Regions from separate parts of the Homo sapiens genome. Here region 2 is linked to region 1. Evidence: read pairs that join two places in POLR2A ChIA-PET (ENCODE). Cell type or tissue: Panc1. All regions are shown on one strand. Links, peaks and the distances in the headings refer to the core of each region. The heading gives the core; the rest is flanking DNA.

The links. ChIA-PET counts read pairs that join two places held together with the same protein. Peaks named below come from ENCODE experiments on the same cell type or tissue, not always from the same donor. Only the 100,000 strongest peaks of a DNase experiment are listed, where the experiment ranks them.
Region 2: POLR2A ChIA-PET joins it to region 1 with 18 read pairs; 2 of 35 experiments call an interaction of 5 or more read pairs at or near these places.

The regions. Positions count from the first base shown.
Region 1 is chr14:57,781,360-57,797,501 of GRCh38, forward strand. All of the region lies in intron 1 of SLC35F4 (solute carrier family 35 member F4), which reads right to left. Among named protein-coding and RNA genes, the nearest start is that of SLC35F4, 77 kb to the right of the region's middle. RefSeq lists enhancers at 4,039-5,238, 4,630-5,129. In Panc1, for the core only: no CTCF peak of the experiment used is centred there; no DNase peak of the experiment used is centred there.
Region 2 is chr14:57,846,162-57,862,303 of GRCh38, forward strand. All of the region lies in intron 1 of SLC35F4 (solute carrier family 35 member F4), which reads right to left. Among named protein-coding and RNA genes, the nearest start is that of SLC35F4, 12 kb to the right of the region's middle. In Panc1, for the core only: no CTCF peak of the experiment used is centred there; no DNase peak of the experiment used is centred there; H3K27ac peaks cover 619 bases.

The sequences.
Region 1 (16,142 bases), core at 7,494-11,493:
ATAGGTACCATCTCACACCACTAAAAATGGCTATTATTAAAAAATCAAGAAATAACAGATACTGGTGAGGTTGCAGAGAAGGGGAATGTTTATACACTGTTGGTAGGAGTGTAAATTAGTTCAACCATTGTAGAAAGCAGTGTGATGATTCCTCAAAGAGCTAAAAGTGGAGCTCATATTTGACCCAGCAACTCATGACTGGGTTATACCCAAAGGAATATAAATCATTCTACCATAAAGACACATGAATGCATATGTTCATTGTAGTATTATTCACAATAGCAAAGACATGAAATCAACCTAAATGCTCATCAATGGCAGACTGAATAAAGAAAATGTGGTAGATATACATCATGGAATACTATGCAGCCATAAAAAAGAACAAGATCATGTCCTTTGCAGGAAAATGAATGGAGCTGGAGGCCATCATCCTTAGCAAACTGATGCAGGAACAGAAAACCAAATAGCTCATATTCTCACTTACAAGTGGGAGTTAAATGATGAGAACACATGGACACAAAGAGAGGAACAACAGACACTAGAGTCTACCTGAGGGTCCAGGTTGGGAGGAGGGAGAAGAGCAGAAAAAATAACTATTGGTTACTAGGTTTAATACCTGGGTGATAAAGTAATCTGTATATCAAACCCCCATGACACAAGTTTACCTATATAACAAACCTGCACATGTACCCCTGAACCTAAAAGTTTTTTAAAAAGAAAGTAGTACAAGTAAAAAAATGTTTATCACAATTACCTTTTAGTTATCAAGGACAGTTTAACATATTCATCACTAACAGAGTAATCTGTAAGACATATTTTAGAAATGTTATCAGAATTAATTTATATGAGTCAGTTACATTTACCCAAATGAGTGCAAGTACAGTTGGCCCTTGAGCAATAATGAGTTTGAACTTCACACATCCCCTTATACATGGATTTTTTTTCAATATACTGGGAAATTTTTGAACATTTGCAACAATTTGAAAAACTCCCAGAAAAACTGAGTAGCCTAGAAATATCAAAAAAAAAAGAAAAAGGCATGTCATGAATGTATAAAATATATGTAGATACTAGTCTATTTGGACATTTAACACCATAAAACGTACACAAATATGCTATGCAAAGTTAAAATTTATTAAAATCTATGGGTAAACAGAGACCATACATGGTGGTGTTTGCAGTTAAGAGCATGTAAATAAAGACAGAGCATTAAATTGTAACTGCATAAAACTAACTTTAGTACATACTGTACTACAGTAATGATTTTGTAGCCACCTCTGGCTGCTGTTGCTGTGAGCTCAAGTGTTGTCAGCATCTGCTTAAAACACCCTGCGTAAGCAGTTTGTCCTCCAGTAAATTGTGTATGACAGTAAAAAACTGATCTCTCCCAGTTCACACACATTTTGCAATGTGTTTAGTGCAATACCATAAACTTTGAATAACACCATTAGAACCATATAAAGTGCCACTAGTGATGCTGGAAGTGCTCCCAAGAAGCAGAGAAAAGTCATGACATTACAAAAATAAAGTTGAATTGCTTGAAATGTGGCATAAATTGAAGTCTGCAGCTGTGGTTGCCGGCTATCTCAAGATAAATGAATCCTGAATAAGGACAATTGTAAAAAAGGAAGGAAGGAAGGGAGCTGGGAGGGAGGGGAAATGTGTGAAGCTGTTGCTGCAGCTATACCAGCAGCCATGAAAACCTTGCATTTTTTGCAAGTTACCTTTTAAAATCATATTAAAAATGCTGCTTTTATGTGGGTGGAGGATTGCTATCCAAAAAGTATACCTGTAGACTCTAATATGATGTGAGAAAAAGTGGTCATTATATGACAACTTAAAGCAAAAGGAAGATGAAGTATCTAAAGCTGGAGGATTTAATGTCAGCAAAGGATGGTTTAACAATTTTTTAAAATATCAAGCAGCTTCTGTCCACCAAGAGGCAGCAGAGAGTTCCCAGATGCCACTAAGAAAATTATTGAAGAAAAAGGATAACTGTCTGAACACGTTTATAATGCAGACAACAGTCTCCTATTCTGGAAAAAAAAATGCCACAAAGGACATTTATTAGTAAGAAAGAGAAGCGAGCACCAGGATTTAAGGCAGGAAGGAATGGGCTAACTCTACTGTTTTGTGCAAATGTAGTTGGGTTTATCATCAGGACACCCCTTATCAATAAAGTTGCTAACTCCAGAAGTTTGAAGGGAAAATACAAACACCCAGCAGCCAATCTTTTGATTGTGCAACAAGGCCTGGACAATAAGAACCATTTTTCTGGGTTGCTCCATTGATGCTTTGTCTCTGAAGTCAGGAAGCACCTTGCCAGCATGGGATGACCCTTTAAAGTCCTTTTGACATAAGACAATGGCCCAGCCACCCAGAATCTCATGAGTTCAAAAATCAAAGATTGTTGTCTATTTGCCCCTAAACACAACATCTCTAATTCAGCCTTTAGATCAGTGGGTCATAAGAATCTTTAAGGCTCATTACACAAGATATTCTATGAAAGATTGTCAACACTATGGAAGAGAACCCTGACAGAGAGAAGATAATAAAAATCTAGGATTACATTATAGAAGATGCTGTCGTTGATATAGAAAAAGTTGTGAAGGCCATCAAGCTCAAAACAATAAATTCCTGCTGAAAAAACTGTCTGATGTTTTGTATGACTTCACAGGATTTATGACAGAGCTAATCAAGGAAATAATGAAAAAGATATGGAAATGGCAAAAAAGTGATTAGTGAAGGGTTTCAAGATGTGTGTATTGGAGAAACTGAAGAGCTAATAGGTATCACACCAGAGGAATTAACTGAAGATGACATGATGGAGATGAGTGCTTCCAAACCAGTGCTAGAGAATGAGAAAGACATAGAAGAAGCAGTGCCAGAAAAAAAATGATTTTAGACAATCTGGCTAAAGGGTCCCAATTATTCAAGACTGCTTTTAACTTCTTTTACAACATAGACCTTTTGTGTGGTACAGGCACTGAAACTAAATTAGATGGTAGAAGAAGGATTAGTACCATATAGAAACATTTTTAGGGCTGGGTGTACTGGCTCATGCCTGTAATTACAACACTTTGGGAGGCCAAGGCAGGAGGATTGCTTGAGGCTAATAGGTCAAGACCAGCCTGGGCTACATGGTAAGATCCTGTCTCTATAAAAAAAATTTTTTCTTAGTCAGGGGCGTGCCTGTAGTCCCAGCTACTTGGGAGGCTGTGCTGGGAGAATCTCTTGCGCCCAGGAGGTTGACGCTGCAGTAAGCTATGATTTCACCACTGCACTCTAGCCTGGGTAACAGAGACTCTGTCTCTTCAAACACAACAAAACAAGAAACATTTTTAGGGAAATGAGAAAGAAAAAAGTCAAACAAAAATAACGATGCATTTTTATAAAGTTACACCAAGTATACCTAACTCTCTTGCCTCCCCTTCCACCTCTGCCACCCATGAGACAGCAATACCAACCCCTCCTTGTCCTCTTCCTCCTCAGCCTGCTCAACATGAAGATGATGAGGTTAAAGACCTTTACAATGATCCACTTCCACTTAATGAAGAGTGGGATGTTTTCTCTTCCTTATGCTTTTCTTAATAACATTTTTTCTCTACCTTATTGTAAGAATACTCTATATAATACACATAACATATACATTTTATGTTAACTGACAGTTCATATTATTGGTAAGGCTTCCAGCCAACAGTAGGCTATTAGTGGTTAAGTTGTGAAGAAGTCAAAAGTCATAGATTTTTGACTGCACAGGGAGTTTGTGCCTCTAACCCCTGCCTGTGCAAAGGTCAGCTATGGTTTAAATATTTTGATGATTAAAAATTAAGCCTCGGTTACCTGAAGTTTATACTACATGAAATATCTCTGTCATGGTGCCAGATATCATAATTTAACCCAGATGGCAGCTATGGTATCACACTGACTCTTGGCCAAGGGCAACAAACTTCTCTCCTTGATGATAGATAATCGAGCCCTCCATTGCACGGCACCCCTGCCTGCTTCCCCTGACAATGAAATGAGACAGTAGTACATAAATTACTTTTAAAAAGCACTCAGTAAGGCAGGACTACATTGCAGTTCTGTACAGAGCAGTATGCGGAGGCTTGTGTTGTGAATTTTAGCTCCAGATAACTGTAAGAACAAACCAGCAATCCCGAGAGGACCCACAGACCCTCTGAAGGAAGCAGACTGCTCATACAGGACCCAGGAGACACCCCAAATACTGTGAGTGCCCCAACTGCAGAAGTGGGGAAGGGAGACCCTCCTCTCCCAAATGCACACCCCTACTGGAGAACCTGAAGGTCTGTTTGCAGGAAAAGTTTCTGACTTTACCTGGAGCTGAGTCCATTTAGAGAGCTGAGTGAAATACTGGGGAAGAGGAAGCAGCAGAAACGCCCTGGGAGCTTTCTGGGTCCCCTGGCAGGCAATTCCTGCCTAGTACCACAGGGATCCATTGGGAGGGTGGCCAGAGAAGCAGGGGTAAGACTCTGCAGGGAGAAGGAATTCTCTAGCTGAACTTGGTAACAATTTGAATGGGGCAAGAAGCCTCCTGGCCAGAACCTGGGGGAGGGCGCAAATCCAGTGTGCAGACTCCACAGGCAGGGGAAGAACCAAGGCCTTTTCTTTGGCAGCTGGAAGACGGGTAACCTGGGGCAAGTTTTCAAGCCCCCCTCACCCTCTGCCTGGAAATAAACTCAGGGCTGTTGGGGGTAGGGCACAGTGGGAGTGAGACTGGCCTTCAGTTTGCGTGGGAGCTGGGTGAGGGCTATGAGTGCTGGATTTCCTTCACTTCCCTGACAACCTGCATGACTCAGCAGAGGCAGCCATAATTCTCCTAGGTACACAACTGCGGTGACTTAGGAACCTCACTCCCATACCTCACAGCAGCTGCAGCAAGATCCGCCCAATGAGTGTCTGAGCTCAGATATGTCTAGCCCTGCCCCCACCTAATGGTCCTTCCCTATCCACCCTGGTAGCAGAAGACAAAGGGCATATAATCTTGGGAGTTCTACGGCCCCGCCCACTGCTGGTCCCTCTCCACACTACTACAGCTGATGCTCTCTGGAAAGTGCCACCTCCTCACAGGAGGCCAACTGGCACAAAAACCGAGCATTAAACCACCAAAGCTAAGAACCCTCACGGAGTCCATTGCACTCCCTTGTCATGTCCACAGAACAGGTGCAGGTATCCTGGCTGGGAGGTCCATAGATGGTTCACATCACAGGACTCTATGCAGACAATGCCCAGTACCAGCCCGGAGCCAGGTAGACTCACTGAGTGGCTAGACCCAGAAGAGAGACAACGATCACTGCAGTTCAGCTCACAGGAAGCCTCATACTTAGGAAAACAGGGAGAGTACTACATCAAGGGAACATTCCATGGGTCAAAAGAATCTGAACAGCCTTCAGCCCTAGACCTTCCCTCTGACAGAGCCTGCCCAAATGAGAAGGAACCAGAAAACCAACCCTGGTAATATGACAAAACATGGCTCTTCAGCACCCCTCAACAATCATATTAGTTCAGCAGCAATGGACCCAAACCAAGAAGAGATCCCAGATTTGCCTGAAGAAGAATTCAGGAGGTTAGTTATTAAGCTAATCAGGGAGGCACCAGAGAAAGGTGAAGCCCAGTGCAAGGAAATCCAAAAAACGATACAAGAAGTGAAGGGAGAAATATTCAAGGAAATAGAGAGCTTAAAGAACAAAGCAAAAATTCGAGAAACTTTGGATACACTCTTAGAAATGTGAAATGCTCTGGAAAGTCTCAGCAATAGAACTGAACAAGTGGAAGAAAGAAATTCAGAGCTCAAGACAAAGTCTTCAAACTAACCCAATCCAACAAAGACAAAGAAAAAAGAAAAAGAAAACATGAACAAAGCCTCTAAGTAGTCTGGGATTATGTTAAACGACCAAACCTAAGAATAATCGGTGTTCCTGAAGAAGAAGAGAATTCTAAAAGCTTGGAAAACATATTTGGGGGAATAATTGAGGAAAACATCCCCAGCCTTGCTAGAGACCTAGTCATCCAAACACAAGAAGCACAAAGAACACCTGGGAAATTCATCGTAAAAAGATTGCCTGATCACAATGTCATCAGGTTATTCAAAGTTAAGATGAAGGAAAGAATCTTAAGAGCTGTGAGACAGAAGCACCAGGTAACCTATAAAGAAAAACCTATCAGATTAACATCAGATTTCTCAACAGAAACGCTACAAGCTAGAAGGGATTGGGGCCTATCTTCAATCTCCTCAAACAAAACAATTATCAGCCAAGAATTTTGTATTCAGTAAAACTAACCTTCATATATGAAGGAAAGATAGTCTTTTCCAGCCAAACAAATCCTGAGAGAATTCGCTATTACCAAGCCACGACTACAAGAATTGCAAAAAGGAGCTCTAAATCTTGAAACAAATCCTGGAAACACATCAAAACAGAACCTCTTTAAAGAATAAATCACACAGGACCTATAAAACAAAAATACAAGTTAAAAAGCAAAACAAAAAACCAAAGTACACACGCAACAAAGAGCTGGATGAATGTGATGGTACCTCTTATTTCAATACTAACATTGAATGTAAATGGTCTAAATGCTCCACTTAAAAGATACAGAACTGCAGAATGGATAAGAACTCACCAACCAACTATCTGCTCCCTTAGGAGACTCACCTAACACATAAGGACTCACATAGACTTAAAGCAAAGGGGTGGAAAAAGGCTTTTCATGCAAATGGACACCAAAACAAGCACGGGTAGCTGTTCTTAGACAAAACAAACTTTAAAGCAACAGCAGTTAAAAGAGACAAGGAGGGACATTATATAATGGTAAAAGGCCTTGTCCAACAGGAAAATGCCACAATCCTAAACATATGTGCACCTAACACTGGAGCTCCCAAATTTATAAAACAATTACTAATAGACCTAAGAAATGAGATAGACAGCAACACAGTAATAGTGGGGGACATCAATACTCCACCGACAGCACTAGACAGGTCATCAAGACAGAAAGTCAATGAAGAAACAATGGATTTAACTATACTTTGGAACAAATGGACTTAGCAAATATATACAGAACATTTCATCCAACAACCACAGAATACACATTCTATTAAACAGTGCATGGAACTTTCTCCAAGATAGACCATATGATAGGCCATAAAATGAGTCTCAATAAATTTAAGGAAATTGAAATCACATCAAGCACTCTGTCAGACCACAGTGGAATAAAACTGGAAATTAACTCCAAAAGGAACTTTTAAAACTATACAAATACATGGAAATTAAATAATTTGCTGTTGTGGATCTAACAGACATCTACAGGACTCTCGACCCCAAATCAACAGAATAGACATTCTTCTGAGCACCACATAGCATTTATTCTAAAATTGACCACATAATTGGAAGTCAAACGCTCCTCGACAAATGCAAAAGAACGGAAATCAAAACAGTCTGTCAGACCACAGTGTAATCAAATTAGAACTCAGGATCCAGAAACTCACTCAAAACCGCACAACTACATGAAAACTAAACAACCTGCTCCTGAATGACTACTGGGTACATAACGAAATGAAGGCAGAAATAAATAAGCTCTTTGAACCCAATGAGAACAAAGATAAAGTGTACCAGAATCTCTGGGACACAGCTAAAGCAGTGTTTAGAGGGAAACTTGTAGCACTAAATGCCTACATGAGAAAGTGGGACAGATCTAAAATCGACAACCTAACATCACAATTAAAAGAACTAGAGCAAAGAAATTCAAAAGCTAGCAGAAAAGAAGTAACTAAGATCAGAGCAGAACTGAAGGAGATAGAGACACACAAAACCCTTCAAAAAATCAATGAATCCAGGAGCTGGTTTTTTGAAAAGATTAATGAAATAGACCACTAGCCAGCCTAATAAAGAAGAAAAGAGAGGAGAATCAAATAGATGCAATAAAAAATGATAAAGGGGAGATCACCACTGATCTCACAGAAATACAAACTATCATCAGAGAATACCATAAACACTTCTATGCAAATAAACTAGAAAATCTAGAAGAAATGGATAAATTCCTGGACACATACACCCTCCCAAGACTAAACCAGGAAGAAGTCCAATCCCTCAATAGATCAATAACAAGTTCTGAAATTGAGGCAGTAATTAATAGCCTACCAACCAAAAAAAGCCCCGGACCAGATGGATTCACAGCTGAATTTTACCAGAAGTACAAAGAGGAGCTGGTACCATTCCTTTTGAAACTATTCCAAACAACAGAAAAAGAGGGATTCCTCCCTAACTCATTTTATGAGGACAGAATCATCCTGATATCAAAACCTGGCAGAGACACAACCAAAAATAAAATTTCAGACCAACATGCCTGATGAATATCAATGTGAAAATTCTCAATAAAATACTGGCAAACTGAATCCAGCAGCACATCAAAAAGCTTATCCACCATTATCAAGTTGGCTTCATCCCTGGAATGCAAGGCTGGTTCAACATACACACATCAATCAATGTAATGCATCACATAAACAGAACCAATGGCAAAAACCATATTATTATCTCCATAGATGCAGAAAAGGCCTTTGATAAAATTCAGCACTGCTTCATGCTAAAACACTCAAGAAACTAGGTACTGATGAAACTTGCCTCAAAATAATAAGAGCCATTTATGACAAACCCACAGCCAATATCATACTGAATGGGCAAAAACTGGAAGGATTCCCTTTGAAAAGTGGCATAAGACAAGGATGCCCTTTCTCACCACTCCTATTCAACATGTTATTGGAAGTTCTGGCCAGGGCAATCAGGCAAGAGAAAGAAAAATGGTATTCACATAGGAAGAGAGGAAGTCAAATTATCTCTGTTTGCAGATGACATGATAGTATATTTAGAAAATCCCATCATCTCAGACCAAAAACTCCTTAAGCTGATAAGCAACTTCAGCAAAGTCTCAGGATACAAAATCAATATGCAAAAATCACAAGAATTCCTATACAACAATAATAGAGAGACAAATCATGAGTGAACTCCCATTCATAATTGCTGCAAAGAGAAAAAAATACCTAGGAATACAACTTACAAGTGATGTGAAGGACCTCTTCAATGAAAACTACAAACCACTGCTCAAGAAAATAAGAGAGGACACAAACAAATAGAAAAACATTTCATGCTCGTGGATGGGAAGAATCAATACTGTGAAAATGGCCATACTGCCCAAAGTAATTTACAGATTCGATGCTCTTCTCATCAAGCTACCATTGACTTTCTTCACAGAATTGGAAAAAACTACTTTAAATTTAATGTAGAATCAAAAAAGAGCCCACATAGCCAAGACAATCCTAAGCGAAAAGAACAAGCTGGAGGCATCACACTACCTGACTTCAAACTATACCACAGGGCTACAGCAACCAAAACAGCATGGTACTGGTACCAAAAATGTCATATAGACCAATGGAACAGAACAGAGGCCTCAGAAATAACACCACAAATCTACAACCATCTGATCTTTGACAAACCTGACAAAAAATGCAATGGGGAAAGGATTCCCTATTTAATAAATGGTGCTGGGAAAACTGGCTAGCCGTATGCGGAAAACTGAAACTGGACCCATTCCTTACACTTTATACAAAAATTAACTCAAGATGGATTAAAGATTTAAACATAAGACCTAAAACCATAAAAACCCTAGAAGAAAAGCTAGGCAATACCATTCAGGACATAGTCATGGGCAAAGACTTCATGACTAAAACACCAAAAGCAATGGCAACAAAAGCCAAAATTGACAAATGGGATCTAATTAAACTAAAGAGCTTTTGCACAGCTAAAGAAACTATCATCGGAGTGAACAGGCAATCTACAGAATGGGAGAGAAATTTTGCAGTCTATTCATCTGACAAAGGTCTAATATCCACAGTCTACAGGGAAGTTAAACAAATTTACAAGAAAAAAAACAAACAACCCCATCAAAAAATGGACAAAGGATATGAACACTTTTCAAAAGAAGATATTTATGGCCAACAAACATGTGAAAGAAAACTCATCATCACTGCTCATTAGATACATGCAAATCAAAACCACAATGAAATACCATCTCATACCAGTTAGAATGGCGATCATTAAAAAGTCAGGAAACAACAGATGCTGGAGAGGATGTGGAGAAAGAGGAATGCTTATACACTGTTGGCAGGAGTGTAAATTAGTTCAACCATTGTGGACGACAGTGTGGTGATTCCTCAAGGATCTAGAACTAGAAATACCATTTGACCCAGCAATCCCATTACTGGGTATATACCCAAAGGATTATAAAACACATGCACATGTATATTTACTACAGCACTATTCACAATAGCAAAGACTTGGAACCAACCCAAATGCCCATTAAAGATAGACTGGATAAAGAAAATGGGGCACATATACACCGTAGAATACTATGCAGCTATAAAAAAAGATGAGTTCATGCCCTTTGCAGGGACATGGATAAAGCTGGAAACCATCATTCTCAGCAAACTGACACAGGAACAGAAAACTAAACACCACATGTTCTCACTCATAAGTGGGAGTTGACCAATGAGAACGTATGGGTACAGGGAGGGGAACATCACACACTGGGGCTTGTTGGAGGGTGGGGGGCAAGGGGAGGGATAGCATTAGAGAAATACCTAATGTAAATGACGGGTTGATGGGGGCAGCAAACCACCATGGCACATGTGTACCTATGTAACAAACCTGCACTTTCTGCACATGTATCCCAGAACTTAAAGTATAATTTAAAAAAAAAGGAAGATATATGAATGGCCAGAAACATATGAAAAAATGCTCAACATCACTAATGATCAGGGAAATGCAAATCAAAATGACAATGCGATACTACCTCACTCCTGCAAGAATATCTATAATCAAAAAATAAAAAACAGTAGATATTGGCATGGATGTGGTGATCAGTGAACCCTTCTACACTGCTGGTAGGAATGTAAACTAGTGCAGCCACTATGGAAAACAGTGTGAAGATTCCTGAAATAACTAAAAGTAGAACTACCATTTGATCCATCAATCCCACTACTGGGTATCTACCCAGAGGAAAATAAGTCACTACATGAAAAAGACACTTGCACATACATGTTTATAGCAGCACAATTTGCAACTGCAACAATATGGAACCAGCCTAAATGCCCATCAACCAATGAGTGGATAAAGAAAATGTGATATATATATGTATATATGCACACACATACCATGGAATACTACTCAGCCATAAAAAGGAATGAAATAATGGCATTGGCAACAACCTGGATGGTGTTGGAGACCATTATTCTAAGTGAAGTCACTCAGATATGGAAAACCAAACATCGTGTGTTCTCACTTATAAGTGGGAGTTAAGCTATGAGGACACAAAGGCATAAGAATGATAATGGACTCTGGGGACTCAAGGGGAAAGGTGGGAGGGGGGTGAGGGATAAAAGACTACACACTGGGTGCCGTGTTCATTGCTTGGTGATGGGTGTACCGAAATCTCAGAAATCACCACTAAAGAATTTACTCATGTAACCAAACACCACCTGTACCTGAAAAACCTATGAGAAAAATTAAATCATATAAACCTATAATTAAGTGTATTTTATTAAAATGGAATACATTAAAAAAACTTTTTAAATTAAAAGCACTCAGCAAAATTAAGGGGTGTAACTTAAAAAACAAAACCAAAATATTAGAAACTGGTGTCTAGAAAACACAGAAGAAAATTCTCCAAAGGCCTAACCTCGTCTTATCACAAAACTTACCAAATCCTGAAAATGTGCCCAGGCTCCTCTGAGTAACAGAATGCAAAAGAATTAATAGTAAAGGGGTGAATCTGAGAAAAATAACACCTGCTCCACCTTTTTTATGCTCATTTTTTAAAAACTTTTATTTTTTTTTTTTCAATTGCTTTAGGGGTACAAGTGGTTTTTGGTTACATGGATGAAACTGTACAGTGGTGAAGACTGGGCTTTTAGTGCACCCATCACCTGAATGTTGTACCAAATAGGTAATTTTTTATCCCTCACCACACTCTTACCCTTCTACCTTCTGAGCCTCCAATGTCCATCAAACTGTCCTGTATGCTTTTGCATACCCATAGCTTAGCTCTCACTTATAGGTAAGAACATTTGGTATTTGGTTTTCTGTTCCTGAGTTACTCAGGATAATGGCCTCCAGTTCCATCCAAATTGCTGCAAAAGACATTATTTAATTATTTTTTATGGCTGAGTCATATTTCATGGTATATGTATACCAAATTTTCTTTATCCGTTCATATTGTTGATTCTATATCTTTGTAATTGTCATTTGTGCTGCAATAAACATATGTGTCCAGGTGTCTTTTTGATATAATGACTCCTTTTCCTTTGGGTAGATTTCCCAGCAGTGGAATTGCTGGATTGAATGATAGATTTACTTTTGGTTCTTTGAGAAATCTCCATACTGTTTTCCATAAAGGTTGTACTAATTTACATTCTCTGTGTAAACCAGTGTATAAGCATTCACATAGACCAATAGAACAGAATAGATAACCCAGAAATAAAGCCAAATACTTACAACTAACTGATCTTCGACAAAGCACACAAAAACACAAATTGAGGAAAGGACATGCTATTCAATAAATGGTGCTGGGAAAATTGTAGAAGAATGCAGAAGAATAAAACTAGATTCCTATCTTTCATCATATAAAAAATTAGCTTGAGATATGTTAAAGACTTAAATTTAAAACCCCAAGCCATAAAAATTCTAGAAGAAAACCTAGGGAAAACTCTTCTGGACATTGGCATAGGCAAAGAAGTTATGACTAAGACCCCAAAAACAAATGCAACAAAAATAAGTAAGACCAAACTAAGCTAAAAACTTCTGCACAGCAAAAGAAATATTCAACAGAGTAAACACACAACCTACAGAATGGGAGAAAATATCTGCAAACTATACATCTGACAAAAGACTAATGTTCAGAATTGACAAGGAACTCAGAGAAACCAGCAAGAAAAAATAATCCCAAGAAAAAGTGGGCAAACAACATAAACAGACATTTCTCACAAGAAGATATACAAATGGCCAACAAACATATGAAAAAATGTTCAACATCACTAATCATCAGGGAAATGCAAATTAGAATCACAATGAGATACCACCTTACCTCAGCCAGAATGACCATTATTAACAAGTCAAAAATTAATAGATAATAGCACAGATGTGGTGAAAAGCAAACTTGTTCTTTTTCTACTTTCTCTTTTATAGTAGCCTTGACTACTGAATGGGTCTGTAGGCCCATTCTGTTCATTTTAATTCATGCTTTGGGTTTGAACTTCTTTTAGATTTCCAATGTCATTCATCATTCTGGCCACTTGACCTGGGACAAAACTGCTTCTTTGGGTGTGTTCTATAAATGCTATGACTGTAGTACCCTGCAAATAATATGTAAATGAAACGACTCGAAAATAGGTGCTTCATGAGTCCAAGTAAAACATACTTCTGGGAAAAAAAACTGACCTTTTGAGCATTCAACTATTATATGTACTGGTTTTGGAGATTAATGAAAAGACCTTCAGAAATCTTGAAGATGCTGGTGGAATTCAGAAGATGGGTTTTGAATTCCTGCTCCATCAATTATTACTTATATAGCTGTGAACAAATTACACCCATCTCTGGAAGCCAAATTTTCCTCATCTGTATGTTAGAGATAAAATTAGCTCCCTTCCTCAAAAGGTTGTAACTAGGATTTAAATGAGCTAATGTGTGCTTATCACAGATGTTGGGACTTTGCATATATTCAATAAATGTTAGTAGCTAATATTTTCATTAAATGTAATCATATCCCTTCCTAGTCAGTTTGTATATACAGACAAAGCAGAATATTTACTAGGTTTGGATCGATGGAAAAATAGAAAAATCTTGGTAAACAAACTTAAAAGTTTTTGTTCTGTCTATGACTTTCACATATGTGCTCAGCCTTCAAGTTTCTCCCTGGTAGTCTAGAAGAAGCTGAAAAGACTTCACTTATTTAGGAACCATTCACTAAGAACCTAATGTGCATAAGGAAGGAAAAATAATTCAAGAGCTCGCCACCCAACAACCTAACTGAACATATCGAAGTCATCAGAATTTCTGGCCAACTTTACATATTCAAATCATTTAGCCAGTCTGCTTATGTATTGATCCAATATAATAAAAATTTCTAAATCAGTCATGTTATAGCATTATACATTCAGTTAGAACTATCAGCTACAGGAAAGTCACCCAGAAATCCAATGGACTAGAAGCCAGTAGATGGCAAAAACTCCTTTGAAAAAATAACACATGGAAATATAAAGCTGATTTCCAAACAGAATTAAATAAATGAAAATGATATATATTCTAGTATAAAAATATTTATATGATGAACTTACGAATAATTTAAAAATTAATAATAGACATCTTTCACTTTTTTTTCCTTCCAACCTTTATATTAGGTTTGGGGGTACATATGCAGGTTTGTTACATGGGCAAATTGCATGTTACTAGGGTTTGGTGTACAAATTATTTCAGCACTCAGGTAGTAAGCATAGTACCCAATACCTAGTTTTTCAATCCTCGCCCACCTCCCACCCTCCACCCTCAAGTAGGCCTCAGTGTCACTTGTTTCCTTGTGTCCATATGTACTCAATGTTTAGCTCCCACTTATAAATAAGAACATGCAGTGTTTGGTTTTCTGTTCCTGCATTAATTCAATTAGGATAATGGCCTCTGGCTATATCAATGTTGCTGCAAAGAACATTATTTCATTCTTCTATATGGCTGCATAGTATTCCATGGTACATATACCTCATTTTCTTTACCCAGTCCACCATTAATGGGCATCTAGGTTGATTCCATGTCTCTGTCATTGTGAATAGTGCTGTGATGAACATATGTGTGCATATGTCTTTATGAACAACTTTTAGAATGACTTTTCATTTCAAAACTTTCATCTACCCCTATATTACAGGTTTTTATATCTGAAACATAATCAATCTATTTTCACCAGATTTGTGGAACTTTGCTTGATTACCTCAGTTAAAGAACAAACTGCATCTAATCTGACCTGTGAATTAAAATTTGTATACAATCTTTTTATAGTCACAGTCAAACAATTGTATTTTCAGGTAACAGGAAGATAACATATTTCTGCTTGTGCAACTTGTTTCAAATACACATAAATTAAAAATATTAAAAGTCATAAATAAAAGCATTAAGAGCAGAGTAGGTAGTGAAAGGAACTCCTCTAGCAGCAAAACATTGAATTTTAGTTCTTCCTCTTAAAAACATTTATTTAAATTCTCATGTAAATAGTGTCATTCTAAAGTACTACACATGCAGAATGAAATAAGTAGGCATAGCTGGCTCCTGGCCATAGCAGATGGAAGGAAACCAATGAAGCAGTTAAACATCAAGCTAAGGAGTTCACATGAGCACACACTTGCACACAAACACACATACACACAAACCCTCAATGAATATTATCCAGTGTTAATGAAGTATTCAGTTTCACTGGGAATCTCAGATGACAGGTGACATTAATTAAAATATTAACAATTTTGTAAACACTAACAAGGTGAATGTGCTCTTGCCACTCAGTGAAAATATGCAAGGACATTAATTTGCATTTGCACATGCACAAATCAGCTAAAACTTTCTAATTTCAGGGCTCCTTCCTACACAGAACAGCTTTCAGAAGCATGCCCCAAAATGCACACAAAATCTTTTGCTATAACCTCTTGGCAACTTCCAGGATTCATAAAACCATTTTTAAAAGGCACCCTCAGTAACCTTGACATTCAGAAGATCTGTGAATCTTATCCATAGTCTAGCAGTCCCATGTTCCATCACCTCTGCTAGCAGAGGATGGACACTTGCTGCCTGCTGGGCAATTTGCGGGCAGGATTCATTCATGTTCCCTCTGCCCCAGGTAATTTATGATTCTGTTTTTAGCATTTCCAATGTAGCCAGGCCAGCTGGATTCCTCCTGGGAAGTAGCATTGGGATTATTCATGAGGCACAGAATGAGATAGGACAGCTGGGTCAAAAGGGAAAGGAACTGTAGAATGTCCTCATCCCCGCTTTGCCCATTAAAATATATTGTCACTGACTAGCTGTGTATTCTTCTGCCAGTCACCT
Region 2 (16,142 bases), core at 5,002-9,001, 62 kb after region 1:
CAACTAAAATTCCACTGCATCATTATTGAAATAAGGCCCCCAAAAGAAGGGAGTAACATGATCAAATCAGAACACTCATCCAAACCATTCGGAATTTCTCCCTAGGATGAAGATCCTGCCAATTCCAAACCTCTTTTTCCATTCCATGAGTCATAAACCCAGTGGGATTCCTTCCACAAGGATAAATTTCCATGTTGCCTGAATATTGGGCCAAGTGTGTTTGGTTAGCAGATTATTCAGTCCTGAAACAAACAAACAAACAAACCAGGCAGCCTCCATAGGCCCCTGAATGAAATAACAGTCGTTTTTCCGAGATTCTAGCCCAAGTCACAGGACAATTTTCATTGCATTTTAGCATATAGTGCAAAATCATTGAAAACAAAATCAATTTTTGTTCCTGAGAGTCTTTAGTGAATTTTTCCCTGAAATTCACTTGTATACAGAACTTAAAGTTCATATCCACTACTAAGATACATGAGATCACATGCCAAGACTTTAGTAGCCAAGAATTTTTCTTGAATTAATATGGCTGATGGGAAACAAAACTTGGAAAATCTAAAATAAACTCATGAGTTATTAACAGTGACGTTATCCCATGCTTTGAGAGCTCAGAAATGCATCAGAGTGAGATTAAATGTGTCAGGGGGTTTCAGAGAGTTAGTGAGAGTACATACCATAGGCCCCAGCCTAAACCCTCCTCAATCTCCAAACAGACTCTTGCAACAGAGAAGGGAATATATGGATACCCAGCTTGTTCTAGGAAAGCGACAGATTATCCACAGCTAGTGCTACTCAAAGTGCACTCTGCAGATAGTCCTGGCCATGAACTGTTACCAGACCATGACAAATATAGAAATTGAGAGTAATCACTGAGAAATATTTATAGCAAGTTGACACTACTATAATATTTCAGTGCATAATTATGTTTTCTACTATTTCATTTTTGTTAATTTTGCCAGAGTTTTGGAAATGTAAAAACAGAAACTGGCTAGGTAAAGAACCAGATAGTTTGAGACATGCTGCCCTAGACCCTTGTTCATAGTTTTGGCTGCTCTTTGGGATCTCCTTGGAGCTTTAAAAAGTACTGATGCCTGGGTTTCAATCCCAGTAGTCTGTTTTAACTGGTATGGAATGCAAGCTGTGCCTTGGGATTTTTTTTCACTCCCAGATGTTTCTAATAAGCAGCAACTTGAGAACCACTTTTCTTATACTGGTAAGGGATAAGAGAAGGCATTCAGGGGCTAGTAAACTGGAAACACACACAAAAGTAATTCTTTATCTTCTGTTACTTTGAAAATTCTTTATCTTCTGTTACTTTGAAAATTTGAAAAATATTTTCTTCAGATTAAGTTATAATTCAGTGTTTCATTATAAACAAAGGTAAAATGGGCCAGGATACCATGATATCCTATAATACAAGGTCATGTGAGGTATAATTTTCAGTGTAAATGTTTTATTACAATATAACATACATACAGAAAAGTGCATAAACCTTATGTGTACAGCTCGATGACATTTTCATAAACGTATCAATGTAACCAACAGTCAGATCAAGAAACAGATAATGCACAATATTATTTTCCCCCATGTTGTGACATCTAAAGTAGCTTCTCACTGAGAGAAAATAAAAATAATGTACTCTGCCACTATGAATATGCCATTTATCTTAGTTTACAGTAAATGTAGTAAAAGTTGGAAGATACTGAGTAATAAAAACAGAAAGTGCAATGATTCTATCTGAAAGATGACAGATTGAATACAAACATCTGTATTTGCTCATTCAGGAAGTTTCACTAAAATAACGATGAATGTATTTTAAAGGCATAAATCCATAAAAACGGAAGAATCAGGAAAGAAGATAATTATAAAATTTTAGGAGCCAGAAAGTAGTAAATGACTTGTCAGGCCTGAGAAAACTGAAACCTAAATTGAGGGTAGAGAAAATGGAAATTAGTTTAATTTACCACGCAGAATTTCTCAAAGCCTGGAAATTGTGGCACCAGTTACTGCTATAAATAAGGCTAAAATCAGCAGTCTTGTGTAAGCCTGTTTAAGGAACATTATGGCTTCTTAATCCCCACCCTCATTCAGCATTTGACTATACCTCCCTTCACCCTGGCAAAGGGCAGAGGTTTATTCTCCGAAGATGCTCAAACAAAACTCTACAGAGACACCAGGCATGGTTGAAGACTGCGGTGCTATACCAAAATCATGGAAGAATTGAGTGAATCTGTATACGCTGCCCACTGAGGCTCCCAGGTTTCTTTCCTACTTGACTGTCAGAATGCTGGTGGTAAGCCAGGAGATTCAAAAAGCCTTCTATGAGCCAAGGGAGCAGATCTTAAGAAAACGATATTGAAGGTTCCCAAGGAAAAAGCCCAGCTGATTAACGGTAGAGTCATCATAGACAAGCTCTTTTGGGAGATGATTCTCCATGAGTCTTTCCTGCATTTCCACATATCATGTGCAGGCACTGACAGCTTTTTGTTCTGAACTATTGCTTCAAGAGCCTGGATAAGCAACAGATTTGAAGGGTAGAAATAAAGTTTCCCTCAAAAACAGAAGGCAGGTTTGTTTGCTAACATCTCTTTCTGGGGCAAACATTGGGTAGGTTTGTTTGTAGGCCGTTATAAATGATTGGCATTTTCTAAGCTCAGGATTCCTCGACTGTCACACAAACCTACTATACATGCTGAGGATCCACCTTGGTTACTTCATATTGTCCCCGTGGAACTTGGGGAGCAAGGGGAACCAACATAAACATGAAATTCATGCTGCCTGCTGGAGTGTGAGTAATAAAGTCCTTTGAATCTGACCCAAGAGTCTCATGTCTTTTGCCAGCATCTGTGAAACTGTAGCATGCTAACTTGATAATTTGAAAGTGGTATATAATGCCAGACCCTTCATAGTTCTTGACCACTTCAGCCATTCTCACAGATTATAAACAGTTTTTGAGTCCTTCACTCTAGAATATAAGCACATAAAAAAGAATCACAACATATCCAAGAATACTGACTAACAATTTTGTTGTTGTTGTTGCCCAGGCTGGAGTGCAGTGGCATGATCTCGAGCTCACTGCAACCTCCGCCTCCTGGGTTCAAGCGATCCTGCTGCCTCAGCCCCCATAGTAGCTGGGATTATAGGCATGCGCCACCATGCCCAGCTAGTTTTTGTATTTTTAGTAGAGATGGGGTTTCGCCATGTTGGCCAGGCTGGTCTCGTACTCTCGACCTCAGGTGATCCACCTGCCTCGGCCTCCCAAAGTGCTGGGATTATAGGCATGAGCCACCAAGCCCAGCCCACAAAAATTTTTTTTTAAATTTTAAAACAACTTGGAGGAAACAGACCATTCAGGGGAAGAAAACTTTGTAAAATATAGTATTAATATCCTTAAGGAGATAAGAGAAGATATTCTATCCATAAAACAAGAATAAAATGCTATATTTTTAAGAGAAATATTCAGAAAACAAAAGAGCTACTAAAACTTTAATAAAACTTGAAGTGAAAAACTTAATAGAAGAGTTTAAAAATAAAGTACAACATATAGACAAAGGGATAGAAAACAGGAGAGAAAAGGTTAGAACCTGTGTACTTCATTACAGCATCAGCCATTACATCAGAAACCATACCTCTCAAATTCATACTGCTTAAGCCAATATAAGCAGAGCTTTCTTTACTTTCTAACTGACTATCACATTCTAACTGACTGTCAAGCAAAAGAATACACACACACACCCCTGAGGAAACTTTGGAAACCAGTACGTCTTGGTAAAGGATACACTGGTTTGCAGTCTGGAGCCACAGATAAAGATGGAAGCAGTGCCTTTATCAAATAAAACTATCTCCCCAAACCTGCCCATTTGCCATAATTTAGATGCAAATATTGAAGATACCAGCCACTATGCTAATTTCCCCTCAGCAAACAACCAGATATCTCACAATATTTCTAACTCCTGACTCTCTGTATGTGTATATGAATGTCATTGAAAAATAAAATCTATTCTGTAAGCCTTTTAGGACACATGAAAAGTTGCAACGTCAAGCAAAACTGTACTTGGGGAGAAAAGTAGGTTGTGCTGCTTTGGAAATGAAAGTAGTTTTGCACATTAATATGACTTGCTGCCTTACACATCAGCATGTAGTGGCACCTGAAATACTGTCAGTAATCCTACAAGAAACCTATTCTACTGTCTTGAAAGTAAAAGTCAACTCCATTAGAGCCAGGGTCAAAATTATCACCTCCTCAAGAATTTTGTTTTTAATCAAGAAAATGTGGAGTTCTTCTTCACTACCTAGAAGCTGCTTTGCTTCTGGAAACCATGATTGAAATCTTTAACTGGCATTTGGGAAGACATTTGTATCACTTTTGAGAAAAAAAGGAAGCCCATTCATAGAACAATTCAGTAAGGAGAAACTGATTCATAGCTTTTCTTACTTTATGGATATAACATGATACTTTTTTTCATTTAAAGCTTCACAGTCACCATTATAATGCAGCTGGAAACTGCAAGTTCTTTTGGAAACACTGTTTCTCAGAAAACTAAGGATCCAGAGTGACGATGTGTCATAAAATGTCTTCTCTGTAGACCAACAATCCAAGGGTACCTAGGTATACTGCAGGATATGTTTGAAGGACAATTCTGCTTGGATGACCTTAACATTGAAACGGATTCATCATTCTTTTCTTGTAGACAAAGACTGCATGGATGGTTTTTGAGGCCTTGCCTCAAGGATGATCTCATTGACTTGAATACTAATGAAATAATATGACATTAATTCAACTTGTAGGATCAGGAAATCTGGCATTTCTTGAAACATGTCCACCCTCTTCCTGCAAAAAAGCTAGTAGATCTCTAATTTCATTTGCTATCTCATATCCTTGTGAGTCAACATTTTTAGAAGGTGTTAAGACTCCCAGCACATTGAAGAAAACTGGGTGTCATGCACATTGTCATGCCTAAGACCACTGCAAAATTTTAGCTTTTTATTAGTCCAACCACAAGAGCTTTCTCACTAAAATTTACCTTTAAATAAAACTAAAGTTCACTTATATTTTAACAAATTTAAATTATTTCCATCTTCCAGATATTACCATTAAATTTTGCATACATTATTATGAAATTTAAAAATAGATAAAACTCAGTGGAATTATTTTATAGCCTGTACTTGTGAAGTAAACTTCCAATGTAATAAACTGCATGAAAATGTTTGGTGTATATGTGCATTTGGGGGATAGGTGAGTAGTTCATAGATCAGATTTTCAAAGATTTCTGTATCTCCAACATGTTAAACATAGAAATGCTAGAAACCACTGTTATACACTGTAAAACAGTCTCTAAACTAGTATGCAATTATGATGTCAAGTCAAACATCAATTTAATCCTTAGTCACCTTGAAAACTAGCAGTTAAATTTTCAAATGTAATCTGATCCAAGCCCTAAAATGTGTGCCAGGAAGTTCCTATAAAATTGAACTTTTCAAGTTTAATGCACTAAAAGCCTACCTGAGAGACATGACAAGTAAATGCAATCTGGTACTCTGGATTGGGTCTTAGAACAGAATGAGAACCTTAATTGAAAAACTGGTGAAATCCAAATAAAATCTAGAGTTTAATTAATTATAACGCACCAGTGTTGGTTTCTTCATTTCTGGCAAATGTACCATGCTAATGAAAAGTGTTAACTGAGTGAGGAAGCTGAGTGAGGGGTTACGGGAACTCTCTGTATTATCATTGCAACTTTTCTGAAAAATTTAAAAACATTCCAAAGAAAAATATTATCTTGGAAAAAAGAAGCCTATTTGATATTTTCAACAAGGCTTAATCACTCATCCAGCCAATATTTATGGAGTGCCCAAGCATTGTTCTTTGTGCTGGTCATACGGTGCTGAACGAAATAGATCCATCCCTACCTACTCTTAGGGACATAAGAATCTAATGGGCAGAAAAGCATTAAACAGTTACAAAAGTGAACATAAATTGCATTAGCCACTTGTGGTAAGTGCTATAAAGAAAAAGTACATGAGATGATAGAGGTGCAAAGCTGGAAAGGGCTCTCAGAGGTGGTGGCACTTAATATGAGACCTGAGGAATGTTGAGGGGCCAGACAGGTCACACCACCAGGAAGAGGGGAGAGCTTGTTCATCATCTTAGATGAATGAAAGAGCCTGGAACAGGAACCAGTAAAACCAAAACATAATAAGGTCATGAAAGTGTGGTGGCAGCTAAAGAATCAGACCTTGTAAGATCTTATAAGCTGCGTTCAGAGTTTTATAGTTTTCCAAAGAAATACAGGAGGCCACTAACGACTTTAACCAGAGGAATGGCATGATCCAGTGAATGCTTCTGAAAGGTGATCATGGTTCCTACACAGATGTGGACTAGAAAGGAACAAGACAAGCAGTTCCAGCTTCAAGCACTTGCAATTTTCAAAAAGTTCTTAACTTCTAAGCACCTTTGTTCTAAAAAGTCTGTGGGAATAATAATGTCACTTTAGATGCAGTACCGCTTCTTCAGACCCTGTCACCATAACTCCAGCAGGGAAGATGGTGCCTCAATAGCCTCCAACTCACTGGATTTGGATCTGTCCTCTAGAATGCCTATAACTGAACATGGGCTTCAACAAAAACACAAAATAGATACCAAAGGCACATGACTTGGAGTTTAGTAAGATATTAGCAGGAAAAACCTGAAGGCTCTAACGCTCTTAGGAATCTCTGCTTCACAAGGCATAAAGAATTCTTCTTATGTCTGGTTTTCAGTACCATGAAACCATTACTGACATCTCACTAGTGCCATCTTGGCATTAGCCTAGGTCTAAATATAGCAAACCTCAGACTGCAGGATAGTGTAATGTTCAATCTCTGTTTAAATATACCATGTTAAATGTCATCCTCAATTACTGTACATTGAATCGGAAAGACCTGTTGTATTGCCCTATCTGACCTAGAAAAAGAAATACGTTTTCCAAACTTGATGTAACCAGTGGCACTTCAATGAAGCTTAACAAGTAGTCTGCAGTGCTAGATGGGCACTCTTAAACAGAATTCTCAAGGACTTATACTCTAAATAGACACTTGGATTTTCTCAGTTTCTAGGATGATACAGTATCTATAAGTTCATTACATATTATCTAGATTCACTCTAAGGGCTCTCAGGGCCAGAAGAGAGAAAAGATGGAATCTTGATTGAAGCCTATAATTTGATATAAAAAATGCAATGTTCTGTGAACCAAATAGCTATTAAGTTAAGTGTCAAACCAATTGCCCTGTTTCTCTAAACTATCATCTCTTCCCTCATACAGTCAATAGGGTTACAGGAGAGGGCCTCTGGCAGCCATGATTGGGAAACTTGACCCTGCTCCAAACCGCCACCATCAATAGGGTCAAGAGTGTGCATGTGATATAAATTGGGCCAAAATGTCTCTTTCCCCAGGAATCTGGATTTAGAAGTAAGAGATTCTCGCTCAATCTGTCTGCTCTCTTGAATAGAGGACACGTAAACGCTGGAACTGCTGGCAGTGGCTATTTTCGACCATTTGGACAAGGAAATAGAGAAAGCCAGCCTGAAGCAAGAGACAAGAATGGGGAGCATGTGCCAGAGAAAAAGAGATGAAAGACAGAGCAAGAAGTCTTCCTGTTCTCCCCACAGCCCTCCAGGACCTGATTTCAGCCTATACCATCTTACCCCTCCCCTTCAAACCCATGAGAGACTCCCCGGTGTCTTTTCAATAGCTCCCATTTTGCTTCAGCTAGTTCAAGTGGAGTCTTGTGACTAGAAACCAAACAAACCATCACTAATACTCCACATCTTTCCATTTTACATAGTCTCAAATGGCATAGAACCAGCTTGCCAAATTCTTTAAGCCAAAATCCTTGAAAGGAGAATCCAATTCCAGCCTCTCAAAGCAGATAAATGAAAATCAGTGAAAAAATGCTTATCCTGAAATGTTAGGTGGGAAAAAAAGCAGGACAAAAAATTGTATTGTAACTACACTACAGTTTATATTTCTCAATAAATCAAGAAATGAAGTCCTGTATGCCTTAGGAAAACTGGAAAGGAATTAACCAAAATAACAGTACTTGTGTTAGGGTAACAAGATTATTTCCCTTCTTCTTTATATTTCTCTGTGTCTTGAAGTAGTTAAATGCTTTATAATTTTTAAAAAAAAATTATAACTCCAAAGACTATGTAGAAACATGTAAATACGTTTGTAACATAATGATATATTTTTAAAAAAAGAACATAAAATAGGCTGTCTGTTACATTTGTGGCTACATACATAGCTAAAAAAAGAACTGTCTTTTTAACACTCCATGTATGAAAGGAACAATGCTACTTCCAATGGACATTCCCGAATTAACCCTCAGCCTTCATTTCCTCCCCACCTGTTTGCCCTCACTATCCCATCTTCACCCCATCCTACCCAAGCTATCCATCTTCAGCTGAGATTCCACCTTTCCCTGCTACCTCTCTCCCAACTTCACCCTATTTTGGTGCCTGAGTACCTGCATGCATCTGCAGACATGTAGACCCATTCTGCCACTCACTGGCTGTCGATTTGCCTCATCTCTTTTAGTTCAGTCCATTTGGAATCACCTCATCACAGATGGCTTCCAGCCCATTTTAAATAAGCTATGCCAAGAGGCAATCCAGGTAGAACCGTCCCTTTCTGTTTTAGCACTAGACAAGCCAGAAATTGGTAAAGAGTAGAAAGTAACAACCAAAAATAAAAACCATTGTGAACTTGGACAATTTATACTTGTGTTTAAATTGCTGTAGCATAATTTTTAATAACAACAATTTAAAATACAATTATGGGTATGACCAAAAAATAAATGGTAAGCCATTTACTTACAAGCAAAAAGTGAGCATGGTTCTTTGAAGTCATAAAACTGATTCTATTCATTTCCTCATAATTATAACAGCTTCCATACATTGAACTGGATGTTGTTCCAGACACTCAATAAACATTATCTTACATAATCCTCTCAACTACCTGTGAGGCAACTATTATCATTCCCATTTTATAGGAACAAAACTGTTGATCTGAGAGGAAGTTAAAGAAACTATCATCAGAGTAAACAGGCAACCTACAGAATGGGAGAAAATTTTTGCAATCTATCCACCTGACAAAGGACTAATAACCAGAATCTACAAAGAACTTAAACAAATTTACAAGAAAAAAAAACAAACAAACCCATCAAAAAGTGGGCAAAGAATATGAACAGACACTTCTCAAAAGAAGACATTTATGCAGCCAAGAAACATATGAAAAAATGCTCACCATCACTGGTCATTAGAGAAATGCAAATCAAAACCACAATGAGATAGCATCTCACACCAGTTAGAATGGCGATCATTTAAAAGTCAGGAAACAACAGGTGCTGGAGAGGATCTGGAGAAATAGGAATGCTTTTACACTGTTAGTGGGAGTGTAAATTAGTTCAACCATTGTGGAAGACAGTGTGGCGATTCCTCAAGGATCTAGAACTAGAAATACCATTTGACCTAGGAATCCCATTATTGGGTATATACCCAAAAGATTATAAGTCATTCTACTATAAAGACTTACACACACGTGTATTTATTGTGGCACTATGCACATTAGCAAAGACTTGGAACCAACCCAAATGTCCATCAATGATAGACTGGTTTAAGAAAATGTGGCACATATAAACCATGGAATACTATGCAGCCATCAAAAAGGATGAGTTCATGTCCTTTTCAGGGACATGGATGAAGCTGGAAACTATCATTCTCAGCAAACTATCACAAGAACAGAAAAACAAACACCACATGTTCTCACTCATAAGTGAGAGTTGAACAATGAGAACACATGGACACAAGGCAGGGAACATCACACACTGTCGGGGGTTGCTGTGTTGCCCAGGCTGGAGTGCAATGGCATGGTCTTGGCTCACTGTAACCTCCGCCTCCCAGGTTCAAGTGATTCTCCTGTCTCTACCTCCCGAGTAGCTGGGATTACAGGCATGCACCACCATGCTCAGGGGGCATGTCAGGGGGTGGGGGAGCTAGCATTAGGAGAAATACCTAATGTAGGTAATGGGTTGATGGGTGCAGCAAACCACCATGGCACATGTATAGCTATGTAACAAAACTGCACATTCTGCACATGTACCCCAGAACTTAAAGTATGTTAAAAACATGGCTAGCAAGTAGCATAGCAGGAGTATAGACCTAGGTCTTTCTGTTGCCAAAGTTTGTGGTCTTTGCATTAGACCTTGTAGCCACAAACCAGGTCTTAGATAGGCTTTCAAAATAAGGTACATCTAAAATTTAATGTTAAATCCAAGTATTAGCTAGTGAAAGTAGTATTTTGCATTACAAATATCCAGTTTATATGTAAATTTATATTTTAAATGCAAAATACACATCAGAATAAACTCTGTAAAAACTACCACACTATCTACCATCAATAACATATACAACGATATTTAGTATTAACATAGACCTTATGTGTTCTAGTTTAAAACCATATTACAAAATACTTCTCAAAACCACATATTAATGGTACTTATTTGTTACTGTTTACAAAACACTTCCTCTCATACATAAAGAGGCACAAATCTTACTCTCAGGGTATAAACATAATATGAACAAGGATAGATATTTATTGCACTTATTTCACTAGTAATAGAGAATTTCATAACTTGTTCCAGTGAAAGTGCATAAGAGTTATACAGTATTAATATTGTACCAGGAAGATCAATACTAACAACTTCAAAAGAAGAAAGAGGAGAAACCACATTTTCTTTCTTATGATTCAGTAACTTTATTCTACTCTGTGTTTTTTAAAAATTGCCTTTTCCTTGGCCGGGCACGGTGGCTCACGCCTGTAATCCCAGCACTTTGGAAAGACGAGGCGGGTGGATCACCTGAGGTCAGGAGTTCGAGACCAGCCCGGCCAACATGGTGAAACCCCATCTCTACTAAAAAATACAAAAATTAGCTGGGCATGGTGGTGCATGCCTGTAATCCCAGCTACTCGGGAGGTGGAGACAGGAGAATCACTTGAACCTGGGAGGCGGAGGTTGCAGTGAGCCAAGATCATGCCATTGCACTCCAGCCTGGGCAACACACCAAGACTTCATCTCAAAAAAAAAAAGTTGCCTTTTCCCCCATTGAAGCACAGAAAATCTTAAGAAGGAAGTAAGGATGCACAAATGCAGAAGTTACAACCAGGCAGGTAAAATGATCATAAAACACCATTTAGTGTATTCTCATTCTTTAAAGTACATCTATTTGATTCATTCATTGCTGGTATTTTTTTTCTTTTTCTCTAATCACTACTACCATCATGTACTCTTTCTTTTTCTGTGTGAAAATAATTATCTCTCTAATTTCTTCAAATGGAACTAAATATTTCATTCGTTAGCACAATAAACTTTATTGAGCAACAAAATATACCACTTTGCCTAAAATAAAATAAATAAAGATAAATTCCCTGCTCTCCCCAAGCTCTATGGGTGAGATAGTTTTGTGCAAAGCAAAAAGCCCAAAATAGTGTGCTAAATGCTGGAGCAGAGGTGAATACACAGCATTACAGGAGCACAGAGGGAGGATTAGCCAGCCTGGGGCATTTGGGAAGCTTTACAGAGGACAGCACATTTAAACTGCACTTCTAAAGATAAATAGGAGCTTTCTGCAGGGTGATGAAGGAGACAGAGAGGGAGCACTGGGGCCAAAGTGCAGTAAAGCACTGAGAAGCAAAAGAGCATGGGCACAATAATGTCATTAAAACAATGAGCTGCCATCATCACTGGCCATCAGAGAAATGCAAATCAAAACCACAGTGAGATACCATCTCACACCAGTTAGAATGGCCATCATTAAAAAGTTGGGAAACAACAGGTGCTGGAGAGGATGTGGAGAAATAGGAACACTTTTGCACTGTTGGTGGGACTGTAAACTAGTTCAACCATTGTGGGAGACAGTGTGGTGATTCCTCAAGGATCTAGAACTAGAAATACCATTTGACCCAGCCATCCCATTACTGGGTATATACCCAAAGGATTATAAATCATGCTGCTATAAAGACACATGCACACGTATGTTTATTGTGGCACTATTCACAATAGCAAAGACTCGGAACCAACCCAAATGTCCATAAATGATAGACTGGATTAAGAAAATGTGGCACATATACACCATGGAATACTATGAAGCCATCAAAAAGGATGAGTTCATGTCCTTTGTAGGGACATGGATGAAGCTGGAAAGCATCATTCTCAGCAAACTATCGCAAGGACAAAAAACCAAACACTACATGTTCTCACTCGTAGGTGGGAATTGAACAATGAGAACACTTGGACACAGGAAGGGGAACATCACACACCAGGGCCTGTTGTGGGGTTGGGGGAGTGGGGAGGGATAGCATTAGGAGATATACCTAATGTAAATGACGAGTTAATGGGTGCAGCACACCAACACGGCGCATGTATACATATGTAACAAACCTGCACATTGTGCACATGTACCCTAGAACTTAAAGTATAATTTTAAAAAAAGGAGGAAAAAAAAGAATTACTATAAAAAAAAGAAAGAAAGAAAAGAACCAATGAGCTGCATGATGAGACTATGACCAGAGTGTGCGAAGATCATATGGGATATAAGATCTAAAAGGAAAGTTGGGCCAATGCAGTAGCTCACACCTGTAATCCCAGTGCTTTAGGAGGCTGAGGTGGGAGGTGTGGGAGGATCACTTGAAGGAGTTTGAGACCAGCCTGGGCAACATAGCAAAACCTGATCTCTAAAAAAAAAAAAAAAAAATTAATTAATTAGCTGAGTGTGATGATACGCACCTGTAGTCCTACTCAGGAGGCTGAGGTGGGAGGATGGCTTGGGCCCAGGAGTTTAAGGCTGCAGTAAACTATAATTGCACCACTGCACTACCAGCCTGGGTGACAGAGTAAGACCCTATCTCTTAAAAAGAAAGGGGGCTTAGGGGGAGGAAGAGAGAGAGAGGGAGGAAAACAGAGCAAGAGAAATAAAAGGAAAAGCTGGACTAAAAATTCAACAACTAGTGATTGGCGAAGTAGATTAAAGTGCTCGCATATATGGAAGACTATATGCATCCACTAAAATTTAAGTTATTACAAACAATATAGACCAACGAGATAAATGTTCAGTACAAAATTAAAGCCACTTGCGTGTGTCCATGGGCATAAAAAAGACTGAAAGGATATATACCAAAATGTTAACACTAATCATCTCTGGTAGTGGAATTATGAGTAATTTTGTTTTAATCTCCCTTTGCTCTCTGCCTTCCAGATTTTCTGCATTAAGCATGTATTACTTAGGCAATTAGAGGATTGTGGTGTAGGGGGGAGAAATGTGTGCTAAAATAGAACAATATAAGCTGGGTTCAGATTGTGGCATGCTAAGTAATTTGGACTTTATTCCACAGAAGTGAAAAATTACTTCAGGTATTTGATTAGGGGTGTGAGATGAACACATCTGCACTGTAGGGAAGTAAATATTTTTAAGGTGCGTATGCTGGATTGGAAGGACTTGAGGCTGGGCAAAAGATGCGATGGATAGAAGGCAGTGATCGCAGGACTGGAAAACACATATCTGGGGTAAAACGCACAGGATTCATTAACTGATTATAGGGCAAGGGGAAAGGGCAGAAGCTGAGGATAACTCAGAGTTTCTGGCTTGGACAATTGGTTTGATATAGACATTAGAAGCTGAAATGCATAATGAGAAGGAAAAGGCACATTTTAAGGACAGAGTGATGATTTTGGTTTTATGTGTGACATGACTGGAGGACATTCAGGTAGAATGTTCGAAGGAATTTTGAAATACAGGTGTGGGTTCAGAAAAAGTGGGCCTAGAATTACAGACACACCAAAGATGGTAATGCCATGGGATTAAATGAGCTCACTCAGGGAAGGCAGAAAGTGAGAGGACACAGCTGAAGCTAGAACTTTGGGGAATGCTAAGTCATAGCAGCCGTCCAAGCACCCAGAGAGCCAAGAGAGCCAGAAGCGGGTAGAGTTCTTTTTGAAATGGGGATGATACCAGAGCTGGTACCCAAGTAAAAGGGAAAATATTTACTACAAATTGCAGCTTCCAATAGACAACCATCATAGAACCTGATCACTAATGGAGTATAGAAAAAACAAAAGGCCAACAGGTACAAAGGCACAAAACAAAGAGAGGCAACTGTTTACCAAAGGTGGGTGAAGAGAGGCGAAGTAAATGCACTCCTTTACTGATACCTTTCCAGGGAAGGTGGGACTGTTTGGAAAGCTGTCAAAGCTGACCTACTGCATGGCTGTTCTAAAACAGTGATTTCAACTCTCTTTTTCACAGACAAGAAAATCCATGTCCACCAAGAGGTGTCCCAGGTCTCAGAGCCAGTTGCTGGCAGGTTTAAGGATATAATTAATTTCCAAACCACTAGGGTTTAATTCAACCATACATCAACACACTGTTTCCCTATACAAACACACAAAAAAGAATACTCACCCCAAAAATATCAATAATGGAATACAATAAAACATGAATGAATTTATCCTTTCATTTGACTTATGGAAATGAATTAAATTTCTTATAGCATACAAACCACCACCTCCTACCTTTCCAGCTAACTTCCACTAGTCTTTGATTCTACTGAGACCTCTAATTCATGGACCCTACCATCTGTTCCCTGTCCCTAATTATCTAGATTTCCTCTTCTCTGCTTACCAGGTTTAATTTCCATGATCAATCATTTTATTAATACAACTCTTTTGTATACAACTCCGTTGTCCCTATTTTTTAATACCCATTGGATAATCTGTAACTCTGGTTATATCCTTATCTCTACTTGTTCTATGCCTTTACTGTGTTAATGAATGAGCCAACCTACTGGCTGGTCTTACTTTAAATTTGTGACCAAAAACTTTAAACGGACCCTTAAGGCTGCCAGACAACCTGAGCGCACTTCCCCAGTCCATTCACTCTCCCTATTTGTTTTAACTATTCATACCTTCTCTATCCTCCAGCCTCTACCATGTCCTCCACCATCCTCACTCTCATTTGGTGATCTCTCTTTCTACTTGGAGAAGACTGCAGCAACCAGAAGAGAACCTCAACAGACTCCCACCATCTCAGTTATACACTTTCCCAAACGGGCCCCACACACCTTACCCTATATCCATGTTCCTATCTAAGGCAATGTCCCTTCTCTTGTGTACTAGTTTCCATACACTATCTCTCCAACTTCATTAATTTTTCTTTCTCTATTGAATCATTCTCATTTGCATGCAGACTTGCTCTTATTTCTCCAATCTTTAAAGAAAGAAAAACTTTCTTGAGCCTGCTTCCTCCATTTCTTCTGCTCCCCTTTGCACAAAAATCCTTGCAGAGTCATCTATACTCACAGTTTCCAATTCTTCCCTCTAATTCTCTCTTATACACATTCTAATCCATTTTATCTATCCTTATGTGCTCTTGTCAACATTCTTGTCAAGATCACCCATGACCTTTAATTGTCAAATTCAATCGGTCTTCTTTTTACTTGACCTTTCAATAGCATTGGACTCAGCTAAACTCTTCCCCTTCAAACTCTTTATTTACTGGCTTCCAGGGTAACACATGTTCCTGGTTTTCCTCCTATCTCCCTGGATGCTCCTTCTTGATCTCCTTTGATGGTTTTCTTCTTCTCCTGAACCTCTTAATGTCAGAATGTCTCAAAATTCAATTCTTCTGCCTCTTCTCTTCTCTATATGCATTCATTCCTTGGAGGTCTCATCCAGTCTTAGGCCTTAAATACCACCCAAGTACTGGCAAATCCTTAATTTATATCTCCAATCAGACATCTACTCTGAACTCTAAGCTTACTCTACATCTCCAATTACATTTAGTATCTCTAAAACGTTATCCTTATCCCCTGACAATCCACCCCCCACCCCTTTCCAAAGTTTCTCTACCTTGAAACCTTCCACACTTCAGCTGATGGCAACTCAAACTTAGTCAAACCAGAAAAGATGCAGTCATTTTTTACTCCTATCTTTCTTACAGATACCATATCCAATCTATCAGGGTACCCTATTGGCTCTAATTTCAAATATATGCAGACTCTGACCACCTTTCTCTTCTTCTAGTGCTACAACTCTGGTTCAAGCCACCATCA